Linked DNA regions of Homo sapiens: region 2 is linked to region 1. A link is a contact called in ENCODE POLR2A ChIA-PET data. All regions are on one chromosome and are shown on one strand. The core of a region is the stretch at or near the end of the contact, and the rest is flanking DNA. Distances in the headings are between cores, read along the strand shown.

The links. ChIA-PET counts read pairs that join two places held with the same protein, here RNA polymerase II (POLR2A).
Region 2: POLR2A ChIA-PET joins it to region 1 with 17 read pairs in OCI-LY7. The contact joins the promoter of PTPRC-AS1 here to the promoter of SFT2D2 in region 1. POLR2A ChIA-PET finds 5 or more read pairs at or near these places in 2 of 52 experiments (OCI-LY7 and activated T-cell).

Annotation. Positions count from the first base shown.
Region 1 is chr1:168,222,039-168,228,513 of GRCh38, forward strand. It overlaps SFT2D2 (SFT2 domain containing 2), which reads left to right and starts at 3,966. Exons shown (of 8, transcript NM_199344.3): 1 at 3,966-4,104. The coding sequence starts at 4,042. RefSeq lists a silencer at 3,633-4,262 and enhancers at 3,887-4,620, 4,923-5,002, 5,123-5,172.
Region 2 is chr1:198,663,092-198,670,447 of GRCh38, forward strand. PTPRC-AS1 (PTPRC antisense RNA 1) reads right to left here and starts at 4,051. Exons shown (of 3, transcript NR_199042.1): 1 at 3,908-4,051. All of the region lies in intron 2 of PTPRC (protein tyrosine phosphatase receptor type C), which reads left to right. RefSeq lists an enhancer at 5,673-6,872.

The sequences.
Region 1 (6,475 bases), core at 2,716-5,215:
TTACAATTGTGATAAGGATAAACCTGCTTCATGTGGGACTCAGACACCAGAACTATGTCTGACCTGTGCTGTGCTTAAATGGGCTTTGCCAACACTGCCTTAGGAGTCTCCTTTTCCTAGCCCCTAGGATTAACCAGTTTGAGGAATGGCCTTCCTTTCCTTCTCCTTTTCCTATTCTAGATACATTAAGGTATTCAATCATGATTTTCTAAGGGCTTTTTCTTAATAACCAAGTAGGAATATGTCCACCCTGATGAATTCTGTGTTAATTTCATGCATTAATAATGCTCAGAGAACTGCCTTACTTCCTATTCCTTGGAAGCTAACTCCTTAGAGCTTCCTTGCACACACACTTCTAAGAGACTTTGTAAGAACTTTTTTTGTGTTTAGCTTTTGCTGAGAGGAGGGTGAAATTTAATAGAGCGCACATAAAATTTCATCTAAAGCTTCCTGTTTGTTCATCCTGGCAAAACAGAGGTACAGAAAGGCTGTGAGGGAGTACATCACTCAGCCTTGAGGACTTGTTTGCATCTGCATTGCACAGTGGGGAATGAGAATGTGACCAGTGACTAGAGTAGGTTATTTATTTATTCATTTATTTGAGACGGAGTTTCGCTCTTGTTGCCCAGGCTGGAGGGCAATGGGGCGATCTCGGCTCACTGCAACTCTGCCTCCCAGGTTCAAGTGATTCTCCTGCCTCAGCCTCCAGAGTATCTGGGATTATAGGCGACTGCCACCATGCCCGGCTAATTTTTTTGTATTTTTAGTAGAGACAGGGTTTCACCATGTTGGACAGGCTGGTCTCAAACTCCTGACCTCCTGATCCACCTGCCTCAGCCTCCCAAACTGCTGGGATTACAGGCATGAGCCACCGCGCCTGGCCAATGACTAGAGTAGGTTACTATTTATTTAGCACCTACTATACGTTCCAGGCACTGTGCTTGGCACTGGGGATGGAAAGACAAATAAGATCTATGCCCCATAGGGACCCTAATGTGAACAAATGGAGCATATTGTGCTAAGTGTTATGGTGGAGGTAAGAATAAGGTGACTTGAGAGAACTGTGTGTTAGGGGAAGGGAAAGGGACAAGGATGGAAAAGAGTAGGTGTTTTCCAGGACAAGGTAGGGAACACAATGAGTTCAGGAACTACAGTCTCCTATGCCTGGAGCCTGGAGTATGTGAGAGAAAGGAGAGAGATGAACCCAAAGAGGAAGGTATGTGTTGCTGAGAAGTCAGCAGCAATTTATCTGTAGGTGGTAGGGAACATGGGCATTAGTTTCCTGCAGCTGCTGTTACATATCAGAAATTTGGTGGCAACAGAAATGGATTCTCTCACAGTTCTGGAGGCCAGAAATGCTGAAAACAAGCTATTGGCAGGACTATGCTCCCTCTGGAGGCTCTAGGGGAGAATCCTTTCCTTGCCTCTTCCAGCTTCTAGTGGCTACTGGCATTCCTTGGCTTGTGGCTGCATCACTCCCATCTCTGCCTCTGTGGTCACAGTGCCTTCTCCTCTTCTGTTGGTGTCAAATCTCCCTCTGCTTCCCTCTTATAAGGATATACATGATTGCATTTATGGCTCACCTGGATAATTGTGCATAATCTATTTTAAGATCCTTAATTACCTGCACAAAATACCACCCCCACTCCACTTTTCACTGTCTAAGGTAACATGTACACTTTCCAGAGATTAGGACATGGGTATCTTTTGGGGAACATTTTTCAGTTTACCACACTGTGGGAGATGTTAAGCAGGGCAACAAATGAGTCAGACTTATGTTTACAAAGATCCTTCAAGGGATGGTGTGGCACAGTCAGAAAAAACCTTCTGAAGACATTGATTAAACCTTCCTCATTCTTCTGTGTTTAATGACTACTTAGTATTCTTGTGAATGAATGTACCATAATTTATTTAAGCACTTCCCTCATTTATGAACTTTTAAGTTGTTTCCAATTTTTTTCTATTACAAACAATGCTACAATGAATCACCTTGTAATGGGCCAATTGCACAATGTGCAAATATAAATGTAGGTAAATCAGGAGCCCATATTCTGGGTTCAGACTCAGACACATTGGAGAAAGATAAGAGTGGATGCCTGTTACATTTTACAATAGATAATATTAATGGATTGTGAAATATATACTGAGCACTGTTCTAAGCATTTTTGAAATGGCTTTATTGCAATAGAATTCATATGCCATACAGTTAATTCAAAGCATACAATTCAATGGTTTTTAGTATGTTCAGAGCTGTGCATGCAACCATTACCACAATCTAATTCCAGAACATTTAAATCACCCCATTAGTCTCTTACTACCATTTCCCCTCCTCCATCCCTAGGCAACCATTAGTCTACTTTCTGTTTCTATGGGTTTGCCTATTCTGGACATTTCCTATAAATGAAATCATACAATATATGGTCTATTGTGTCTAGCTTCTGTGAAAGGGAAATATCTTGGGCCCCCCCAAATTACTAAAGGGAAAATTCAAGCTGGGAACTGCTTAGAACAAATCTGCCTCTCATTCTATTCAAAGTTATCACTGTGTTCACTGAGATAAATGCACATCTGATTGCCTCCTTTGGAAAGGCTAATCAAAAACTCAAAGGAGTGCAACCATTTGTCTCTCACCTATCTGTGACTTGGAAGCCCCCTCCCCCCTTGAGTCTTCCTGCCTTTGCTTCGAGTTGTCCCGCCTTTCCAAACACAACCAATGTACTTCTTACACATATTGACGGATGCCTCATGTCTCCCTAAAATGTATAACACCAAGCTATGCCCCAACGACCTTGGGCACATGTCGTCAGGACTTCCTGAGTCTGTGTCACAGGTGCTGTTCCTCAACCTTGGCAAAATAAACTTCCTGGTTAACTGAGACCTGTCTCAAATTTTCGGGCTCCACACTTCTTTCACTTAATACAATGTTTTCGAGGTTCATCCACGTTGTAGCATGTGTCAGTACTCCATTCTTTTTTATTGCATGGGTATGTCACATTTTATTTACCATTAATCAGTTGGTGGCCATTTGTATTGTTTCCACTCTGTTGCCCAAGCTAGAGTGCAGTGGCTTACTGTACTGACAATCATGGCTTACTGCAGCCTTGACCTCCTGAGTCCAAGCCATTCTTCCTCCTCAGCCTCGCAAGTAGCTTGGATTACAGATGCCCGCCAGCATGCCTGGCTAATTTTTAAGAATGTTTTGAAGAGATGAGGTCTCCCTATGTTGCCCAGGCTGGTCTGGAACTCCCGGGCTCAAGCCATCTTCCCAAAGTGCTGGGAATACAGACATGAGCCACCATGCCCAGTCTACTTTTAGTTTTTTTAAGGTCAGAAAAAAAAACAATTGTACAAACACAAAACAATTTAACAATCTATTATTCCTTTCAACATTCCTTCAGTCACTTTTTTTTTTTTTTTTTTTGAGACAGAGTCTCGCTCTGTTGCCCATGCTGGAGTGCAGTATCCTGGTCATAGCTCATTACAGCCTGGAACTCCTTGGCTCAAGTGAGCCTCCTGCCTCAGCCTCCGGAGTAGCTGGGCTTCCAGGCACGCCCCACCACACCAGACTAAGGCCTTGAGTGATTAAAAAGAAAATCTTTTCCTGTGTAGGCACGATCGCAATATGGATGAACCACAGCCTTTGTTCCCGTCTGCACAAGGCTTCTCCCCCGTCTTTGTGTCTCCGGAGCCTTGCACGTGGTAGGTGCTCGGCATTCGTTGACTGGATCAAGTAGGGCGAGGGAGCGCGGCCCGTTCCGGTTTGAAACTGCTCTGGACGCCGAATTAGTGTTTGGCAGCGCCTGGTGGTCTTCAATCCCAGCCCCTCCGGCCCGCCGCGCCCCCCGGGACCAAAACAAGCGGAGGCGAGCGCGGGCGCGCGGGGCATGCCGGGAGCCCCCCGGTGGGCAGGTGCCTGGGCGGGGCGCGCCGCGGTTGGCGCCTGGGCGGCTGGGCGGCTGCCTAGCACCCGGAAGAGCCGTCAACTTAGCGAGCGCAACAGGCTGCCGCTGAGGAGCTGGAGCTGGTGGGGACTGGGCCGCAATGGACAAGCTGAAGAAGGTGCTGAGCGGGCAGGACACGGAGGACCGGAGCGGCCTGTCCGAGGTGAGTGAGCCCGGGGCCGTCGGCCCCCTCTCGCCGCGCTCCCGCCCTGCGTCCCCTGCCCGGGCCTGGGAAGCCTGCGGGGACTCCCTGGAGTTTCTGGACGGTAGCTCTGCCCCTTCTCCTCCTCTTCTTCTGCAGGGCTCCGCGAAGAGGTCTGGCACTACACGGGGCAGTGGCCGCGGCGTCCTTTTCTGCCCCGCGCCCCTTCAGCCCATCCTCCCTGACAAGGGGGCGGCGCAGGAGGAAATCCCCGGACTGAGCTGCGAGTGGGAGGGTGGGCGACTGGGCTGTCGGCCCCGGCCCCACCGGCCGGGGAATGCGCTTTAGGGCCGGGTAGGGCTGGGGGCCCCGAGGTCCAGGCGGAAGGAGCCTTTGCTGGGTGGGTCGGGGCCCCAGACCCGGACTGGGGTGTTGGGGTGGCGGTCCCTACCTCGCGACGGGGCTGGTGGCCGCGCCCCGAGCTCTGCCTTGGTTTTCTGTCCGGTTTAGGTTGTAGGGTGTGACACTCCCACCCGCCCCTGTACACATTGCCTTGTGATTGGGGGTGAGAAACTGCCCCCATCCCATGAGGACAGGGACCACATCTTGTGTCTCTGTCCACACTGCCCACAACTAGTCTCTAGACACCCAGCGCCTCAGGAGACTGCCTGCGTGTTGGTTTGTTTTATTAGAAAAGCTTTTTTTTCTTTTTTTCTGAGACAGAGTCTCACTCTGTCGCCCAGGCTGGAGTGCAGTGGCGCGATCTTGGCTCACTGCAGCCTCTGCCTCCTGGGTTCAAGCGATTCTCCCACCTCAGCCTCCCAAGTAGCTGGGATTACAGACACCCGCCATCAAACCCGGCTAATTTTTGTATTTTTACTAGAGACGAGGTTTCACCATCTTGGCCGGGCTGGTCTCGAACTCCTGACCTCAAGTGATCCGCCCACCTCTGCCTCCCAAAGTGCTGGGATTACAGGCATGAGCCACCGCGCCCGGCCTATTAGAAAAGTTTTGATCGTGCTGAAACCTGGCCACTAATGTCCTATGTTGTAGAACCACACAGAATGCTGCATTTCTATTTAGGGTGCTTTTAGCTTTTGTTTTCCTTTTTGGATGACAAAATAACGTTTCTCTTCGCTTTTTGGTGTATTCTTTAGCCTCCGTTCCCCATCTGTGAAATGAGGATGTTAAGATGATATGGCCAACTGGAAACTAATCAGTGTTTCTTCTGGTTTCTCAGCAAGTTCTTCTTTCTCAGCAAGCTGCTTTCACCCACGTTTGTGGTTGCTGATTTTATTCGGTTTTGTTTTGTGTGATACTGGGACTTAGCATGACATCTCCGAATGTAAGATTGCTCTCTGAATCTTCACCTTGAGGGAGTAATTCTATGGGATCGAATGTTGGAGTCACTGAAATTTAACTTTTTGATATTTCAAAACAAGTTGGTGGGTTCTTTTTAATTTGTTGCCTTTATTAATTGGTCAAGGCTCAGAGTAATTTCACGGGTTTTTTTTTCTTGATTTCTAGCCTCTATTATGAATCTCAAGTGGAACCTCAGACCGGGCCTAAGAAAGGTCTGACTCATAGGTAGCTGACCCTCGTTATTTAAAGCTTTATTTCCATAGACTGTCAACAAGCCTTTATGAACAATTGGTGCTTAAGAGGCAGACACTTTCTCTCCCTGCAGACTCTTGAGGGGTGGAGTGTTGACAGTGGGATGATGCAGATATTATTGTCTCGAAAATCATCACGAAGCAGTGGGCTGACCCTCAACAGTGGACGACTAGTAAAGTTTGCAAACATAAATGCTGAGCTTGTTTTTAACCTAAAATGGTGAACGTCTGTGTTGGATACTGTGAGAAGGGCTTTAATGTGTTATGCTGAGGCATCTGTTGGATCTAATTTAAAAAGAATAGGTGCTTCGTTCTTGTTTTAAAATACTTTGGTCAGTTGGTCAGTTTCCTCTTTCTGAGTGAGATTTCTGTTTATAACATCATTGTATGGCACTTCCAGAGTCTTGAATTCCTAGGAAATGTTTTGTTGCCGACTAACTTCATCTTGCAGGCTGTTTCAGCTTAGTGTTTACTGATTAGGTCAGAGCCTCCTTTAAAATATTGGTACTGATTTGATTGTCTCATATTTTTCATGGTTTGGGGGCTGGTAGAACTGGAGGATTCTGTGGGGAAATTGCTATTTTGTGTGGTAAGTTGAATTAGGCGCTCTTAAAATCTCTTTAAGAGGTCACTAGAAGAGAGTGCTTTTTAAAACCTTTATTCCTTTAATGCAAACCATAAAGGTGTGACTAGTTCTATTTCTCCTACCTCTCCTAGGTAGTTATAAAATTTGCATGGCAGTATCTAATTATAGCCTCACGTTGAATTTTGTGATTGAT
Region 2 (7,356 bases), core at 2,801-5,300, about 30 Mb after region 1:
TCTATGATTACCCACTGATGAATAAAGACAATCTCCCTGCACAATTGCACTGCAGGCAAGACTGAACTTATGACCACCACTTCTGTGTAATTTTGAATTTCTTAGACCTGAACCCTGCTGAGTACACCTGCTTCCCTCTATTCCTTGCTGAAGTTCATTCTTTTCAGTGCGTTAATGGAGCCAAACCAAGCTGGTGGTGGTAACAATTTGAATAATAATAGTCTTTAACTTTTTATCTTTTGAAAAATAGAATTCTCAGGAGCACTTTTAGCTATAAGATTCCTTCATCCAATTAAATAAGCTTTAAGCTTCATGAAAAGTGTAAAAGGGCACAGGTGCATTTGTGGAAATAGAAGGAAGCAATCTTGAGCCTGAATACATTGAGGTACTGGCAAGCTTCTGGAAGTAGTTGAAGAAGACTTCAGTTAGAAGCTTGGTCAAATGGACAAAGCCCTGACCTGGACATTGGAGACCTGTAGCCACCTTCTGAATCCACAGCTGACCTAGTGGCCTTGATATATAATATTGATTGCAGGATAGTTTTGTGATGGTTAAGATTGCAGGCTTTAATAACTAGATTTCTTGGATTTAAATCCCAACTCTGCCACTTACTGCTTTTCTCTGGGAAGAGTGATTAACCGCTTTGTGCCTCAGTTTCCTTATCTTTAAATGAAAATAATTTGAGTGCATACCTCACAGGTACTAAAGAATAAATGATTGGAAAATAAACATTATTGAATATATGTTAGTAATTATTATTTTCATTGTTATGCTATTATTATTTTTATTATTAATGTATGACATCATGTTACCTGCCTAACAACAGAGTATTGAGACAAAAGCAAAATATTTTTTCTATATTAATAATCATAATAAACACCACTAATGTTTCCAAACTATACTTTTTTTTAACCCTACATGCCTTTAGTTCATGGAAAGAAAAGTATGTTAAAGATGCTATGGGGGTGAAGAGAATGATAAATATTATTATTTAAGACAATGTTTGCTATAATTTTTATATATCAAATAAGTTTATATGTTCTCAGAAAATTGGTCTTTGAATAATTGAGGACAGTGTGGGTTTTTATTCTGTTTCTGGAAGGCGGTGCCTGTGGCTGTGAGAAATAAGGAACAGACCATCTTCCCACATTTGAGAGGGAACTATACAAAAATGGGAAAATATTTGTTTTAAATATCTTTTGGATGTGAATTTTGTCATAATTGCAAACTGTTTTGGCAGCAAAACGAATTATTTCGGTAGCAAGAAGAGACTTAACGATGCTATGTGGGAGAAAAACTAAGTCCCTACTATCTTTCTGAGAGCACGTCTCAGAGGACATGATGTGATCCTGTAAGTTTGTAGCAATCTTATTGTGCCCCAGTGCAGACACTCCTTCCTACTTCCCTGTAGAAAACAGAACTGTTTTTTTAAAATTCTTTCTCAACTACCATTTTTAATAGTCATGTTACTTGATGACAAAATCTGATACAGTGGCCTTTAATACTATATAGTGAATGATTTTTGAAAATTTGGAAAACTCTAACCGAAATATACCAGGAACTGCTCTCCTCTTCATCTCAGATGTCTACTTCCTCTTCAGACCTGTGTGTGAAGCTCTAGAATAGGCTGTTTGGGAAGACTACAAAATCTCCTCTCCGAGGTCCCTTATAACCCTGATAGTTGCTAGATTTGAAATCAAGGATTTATTCTCCCCCTGCCCTGAGCCTCTCCCTTATGTCCACATAGGCTCTAGCATTGGAAGAAATATTTTAAGATCTCTTTCTTTTTGACTTTGTGATACTCCCATATTAAAAATGGCTTATGACAGGAAAAGGACAAATATGCTATATTTTTTCCCTTAAGGCTAATGTTCTCGGGACTACCATGAAAAATCCAGGTATCCTAATCTGGAGGGTTACCCTTTGGATCTGAATGGGATTGGAGTCAGTACAAGGGGTGGGGAGTGTTTTTAGAACATCCCGGCAGCATTTTTTTTTTTTTTTTTTTTTTTTTTTGAGACGGAGTCTCGCTCTGTCGCCCAGGCTGGAGTGCAGTGGTGCAATCGCGGCTCACTGCAAGCTCCGCCTCCCGGGTTCACGCCATTCTCCTGCCTCAGCCTCCCGAGTAGGGGGGACTACAGGCGCCCGCCGCCACGCCTGGCTAATTTTTCTTTTTTTTTTTTTGTATTCTTAGTAGAGACGGGGTTTCACCGCCCTGCTGCCTTTTAAAGCAATTTAATACATGAGTTAAATATCATATTTTAAAAATAGATTTTATTTTTTATTATAATTTTGATGAATGCATTTTTGTCAAAGTTGTCAAAGTCAAGAAGTCATTATTGAGACCCTGAGGGTAAGGCAGGAGCCAAGTGAGAACAAGCAGATGTCAAAGATGGTGAAAAACTAGAACAGCCAGGTCCCCCAGGCATATACAGAGAAGTTTTGCAATGGCAGGTCCCCGTGGTTGTCTGACCCAGACTTCCACCTTGAGGTAACTGGGGTAACTATAACGATATTTTCATCCTGATCTCTTCATGCAGTTATATGTTTCCAAGAACAGATAAACTGTGAACTTAATACAAGTGTCTCCTTTCCTTGGATTCTCACCATCTGGGTGGTAAACATGACAGAAACATTCAAGTATGTTCAATGTAGTACATGGTAACAAATGCTTTAGCACAGACTAGGGAGCATGTCTGGCAACATGTTGGCAAATAATTAAATTGGCACATTCAGGATAAAATGAGAACATGGAAAAACAGAATATGATTCTCTTTCCAGCCCTGGAAAGACATCCCAAGTGTACGTATTGTTTATATTATGTTATTAGTATATCTTTACCAGCAAAGGGCAGGTCATCATCATTCAATATGCTCAAATACTCACATTTAAAGACATAGGCACTTTGAGAGGCCAAGGGGGGAGAATCACTTGAGCCTAAGAGTTCAAGACCGGCCTGGGCAACATGGCAAATCCCATCTCTACAAAAAATACAAAAATTAGCTGGGTATAGTGCCTGTGGTCCCAGCTACTTGAGAGGCTGAGGTGAAAAGATTGTTTGAGTCGAGGAAATGGATGCTGCAGTGAGCCATGGTCACACCACTGCACTCCAGCATTCTAGCCTGGGCAACAGAGCAAGACCCTGTCTCAAAAAAAAAAAAAAAAAAAAGAGAGATGTAGGGAGCATTGTGGACATCTATTCATGGAGGGTTAAACAATAGAATTAGACAACCATGTGTATGTGTGGAATCATGTGTTTTTTCCACACATGTAGGAAGGAGAAGGTAGGAACAATGAAAAGATTCTTTTAGTGATCATAGTGGCTCCAAAACAGATGCTTTGGTATATGTAATACCCATTTATCTTATAAAGAAAATAAAGAAATAATAAAAGCATTTGCTAACCATGTTAGATGCTATAGTAAATGTAAAAATAAAGGGTCTGTTAATCTATTAACTGAGCTTAATATATGATGTGATATAACAGCAGCCTTCAAATATGCGGAGGGCTATAACAGAGATCATGATGAACAGACTTTTATTCTGGCTTAGAAAGACTAGACACAGAAATTAAAGGCATAAATTACTCTACAAGCAAAGCAATCTTAACATAACACTCCTTTCAAGGTAGACTATGAATATTTCCACCAATAATATATTTATTAAAATAGATTCCTTTTCATTTGTCTTTTTAAGTTAAACATAATCTTGCTTGAATGAGGATGAGTATAAGATACCTCAGTCATGACCTTGTAGATCACTGCATCAGCCAGCTTTGTATTCAGCTATCAAACAAAATAAAATGTGATCACTAGTGGTTCAAATACATTGGAGTTCTACAACTAAAGATCTAAAGGAATGAAATCCATGACTAGTACAAAGACATAATAATGCCCTAAGCAACTTACGATATTTTGATGTTTCTTTTCTGACACCCCATTCGATAGGCTTTTGTCTTCATGCTCAGCATCTCCTATCTCATTTGGGATGCTATGCGTCCACACCTTTCATCACATTCCAGCAAAAAGAAAGGGAAGGCAAAGTGGTAATATATTTTTCCTAGTGAGGTTTTGCCTCTTTATTCAGGGATGGAAACCTTCCCCAGAAGCTTTTGTCTACACTTATTGGCCAGAAATTTAACATATAACCATTCATTGCTGTCAGAGGTGGGAAGGAGTCCCTGAGAAAGAAATTATTCTTGTTTTCCAGCCTCTATTGTAGCATTTAACAAGGAAGAATGGGATTATGAATAGCTTTGGAATGTTTATCATGTCTTCTAGTTGCCATAGCTCATAGTCATTTTATATGATTGAATCTATATTAGGCCTTTTATCTGACAAGTTTCCCAATGTACAAAGACTGAAAAAAAATAATTTTCCTCAGATGGGAATAAAGAATGTCAACTGGTCTGGCCAAGTGAGTTTGGAAAGCTAAGATTTAGCCTTGGGTGCATTATTGATGGACAATAAAGGAGTAGGTGGCACTCATCCATTCATTCAGTTATTCTAGCTGTGCTATTGAATACTTGCTAACTGCAAAGCACAGAGCTAGATCCTAGTAAGAATATAGAAAAGAAAGTCACAGTCTCTGCCTTGAAAACATATTTATTTTATTTCTAGGACAAGACATCTACACATATACAAACTGTCAATTCATAACATGTCATGGAAACATAAAAGAAGGTATCAGTGAAAGTGGAGTGTTTAAGGAAATTTCCATGCAGTTGATAGAATTTTAATCCTATAATTTCAATAGGTAGTAGCTGTGTCTCAGGCATTCTAGGCAGTGCACAGCAAGAGAAAAGATTGAGATAAAGATAAAAACTGGAAAGAAGTAGGCAATCAGTCATATTTCTGCAAAGCAATGTTAGAAAATTGCATGTGTTAGCTTGTATACACAACTTAGCTTACAATGTTAGCTTGTAGCTAACTGAATACAGATGTGAGAGTTAAAATATACTCTCCTAACAGTAGAATAATGATTGTTAGAGTGGCAGGGATGATCTTATAGAAATAAACATTGGACAACCAGCAAAAACAGTGAAAGCCAGCCATATGGCTATCTGGAGGAAGAGCATTCCAGCTACTCAAATCCAAAGTGGTATCATGGTGTGATGTCTTTTTTTTTATTTTTGTTTTAGAGACAGGGTCTCACTATATTCCCCAGGCTGGTTTCAAACTCCTGAGCTCCTGTGATTCTCCTGCCTCAGCCTCCTGAGTATAGTCACATGCCACCATGCCCAGCTAAGTTATATATAAACATAAGCACAGAGTAACATGGTAGCAAAAAATAATGTCACCCAAATTAGGGTTTTGAAGACAATACAGGAGTTAGATAGATAAAGAAGAGAGGGAAGGGCATAACACAAAGGAACAGGAAGTATTAAAATGTGCGTGTTATGGACTTGCATACAAATTGAGTGCTTTAATTTTGCCAAGCATCTTTCATAACACTATAAGGAATTAACAGTATGAGATAGCATAAGTAAGGGGGCCTGAGAACTTACATAAACACCCTTGGTACATGGAAAGTAAATATAAAATGGTGCTGATAATTCTAATTACATAGTTTATAGAAAAGATACATGACCAAGCTTGAAGCAAGAATGATTGATAAGGAATTAGGTAGGTTCTGTATAAGGAAAGGTGATTTCAGATCCCAAAAGGGCATGGCTGAATGTTTAGCCTTTCAGAGTTGGGGAATCCATTTCTTCCTGTGGAAGGATTAGTCTTTAGGTGAATAGATATGTATCGAAGGGAAATTAAGAGAGCATAAGAAAACCCCACTTTACCTGCCATCTATCCATGGAAGCAGCAATAAGACCACCTGAGAGCTATGGTACAATTAAATTGAAGATATTTGAACACATAAAGTAGGTGTAATGTAACATATAGGCTCAAACATTTGAAAGTGATGATATTTGGTCATTGCTGGCCTACAAAAGAAATGATTTTATGTGATTCAGTCTAATGGTAATAGTTACAAAGGATTGACTTCTTCGCAAATAAAATGGTTGAAATAGTACCCAAAACTAGCAGATTGGGCAAAAATTACAAAGAAATATCTAAGTGGTTGCATAGTAACCACAAAAATGAACACACTTATTTTCAGAGTTCAAACCGTGGTAGATTTGAGAGTATGTTTGGAAATGACTAATGCTTAGTGTTGTTTACCCTGTCACCACATTCCTGCATAAGGCTCTTTATCTCTGACTGGTCATGCTCACATCTGTTTTCTGCCAGCCTTTTCTGGTGCCCGCAGGCACCCACCTGCACCCAATGTCCTCCTTTTATGCTTTCTGGCCTCCTTTCATGTACTGTGTGGTCCACCATACTACCTAATCTGCTATATACTCACAAAACTATTTACTTCTTTTGAAAAAAATGTATTATTAGATTTAAATATATGTATTTATATTTCCCTTCACTTTTTAAAGTTTTCACTTTATTTTTATACTATGTTTTAAGCTTCCCTAATATCCCACTGCTGAATCCCACCGACATGGAATCCACGGCATGGTGAATCCCTGACTTACCCATTCCTACTAGAAGTAGAGCCAGAATCTAATCCAGACCTCCTGCCAGCCACTCCCAGACCCCTTCTTTCCCCCAAAGAAAATGAAGAACATATTTTTTGTGCAAAGAGATACAATCAGGAAATTTTTTTAAAATCAGCTTTTATTTTAACTGAATAGCTTACTTAGTCCTGGGGCTGTAAAGTCAACTGAATGATGGAGTCATTTTTTTCAAAATGCGACATCTTCTTACCCACTTCTCTTATTACTCTCATCATTATGAAAATCACATTTGTGAAAGGAAATGAATTTATATCAGGTTTTCTTTGGCATCACCCAAAGGACCTTAGTAAAGAAAATTAATACTAATTTTATTTTCTATTGTGAGCACCTTAATACGGAACTGTAAGAATAATTACTATTTTTAATGCCAAATGAAGCATGTAAGTATTACTAGCTTCTTTTTTGTATTAACTTCTATACTTATCTCAGGAGTTTTTATAGTGATATAGACATTTTGTGAAATAGATCATGAGTGAAACATAGACCTGGTATAGCTTGACTGGGGCCTACTTTACAGATTTGTCCTTAAGTACTGAATATAAATGTTTCTGCTTCTTATTTTCCTTAGCATTTTTAAAGAAAGTCCTGGAAGCCAAAAATCTCCATGATGAAATATTTATAATTATTAATCACTGTTATATGACCTTATTATGTATGAAAACTATATTCAACATCCTAAATATGAAATGTGATTAGTTCTGATTTTAAAGATTTGTGATAAAACAAGACACCATTGATGAAATACATAGAAAAAGGAAGACAAAATAGCTTGGGACACAT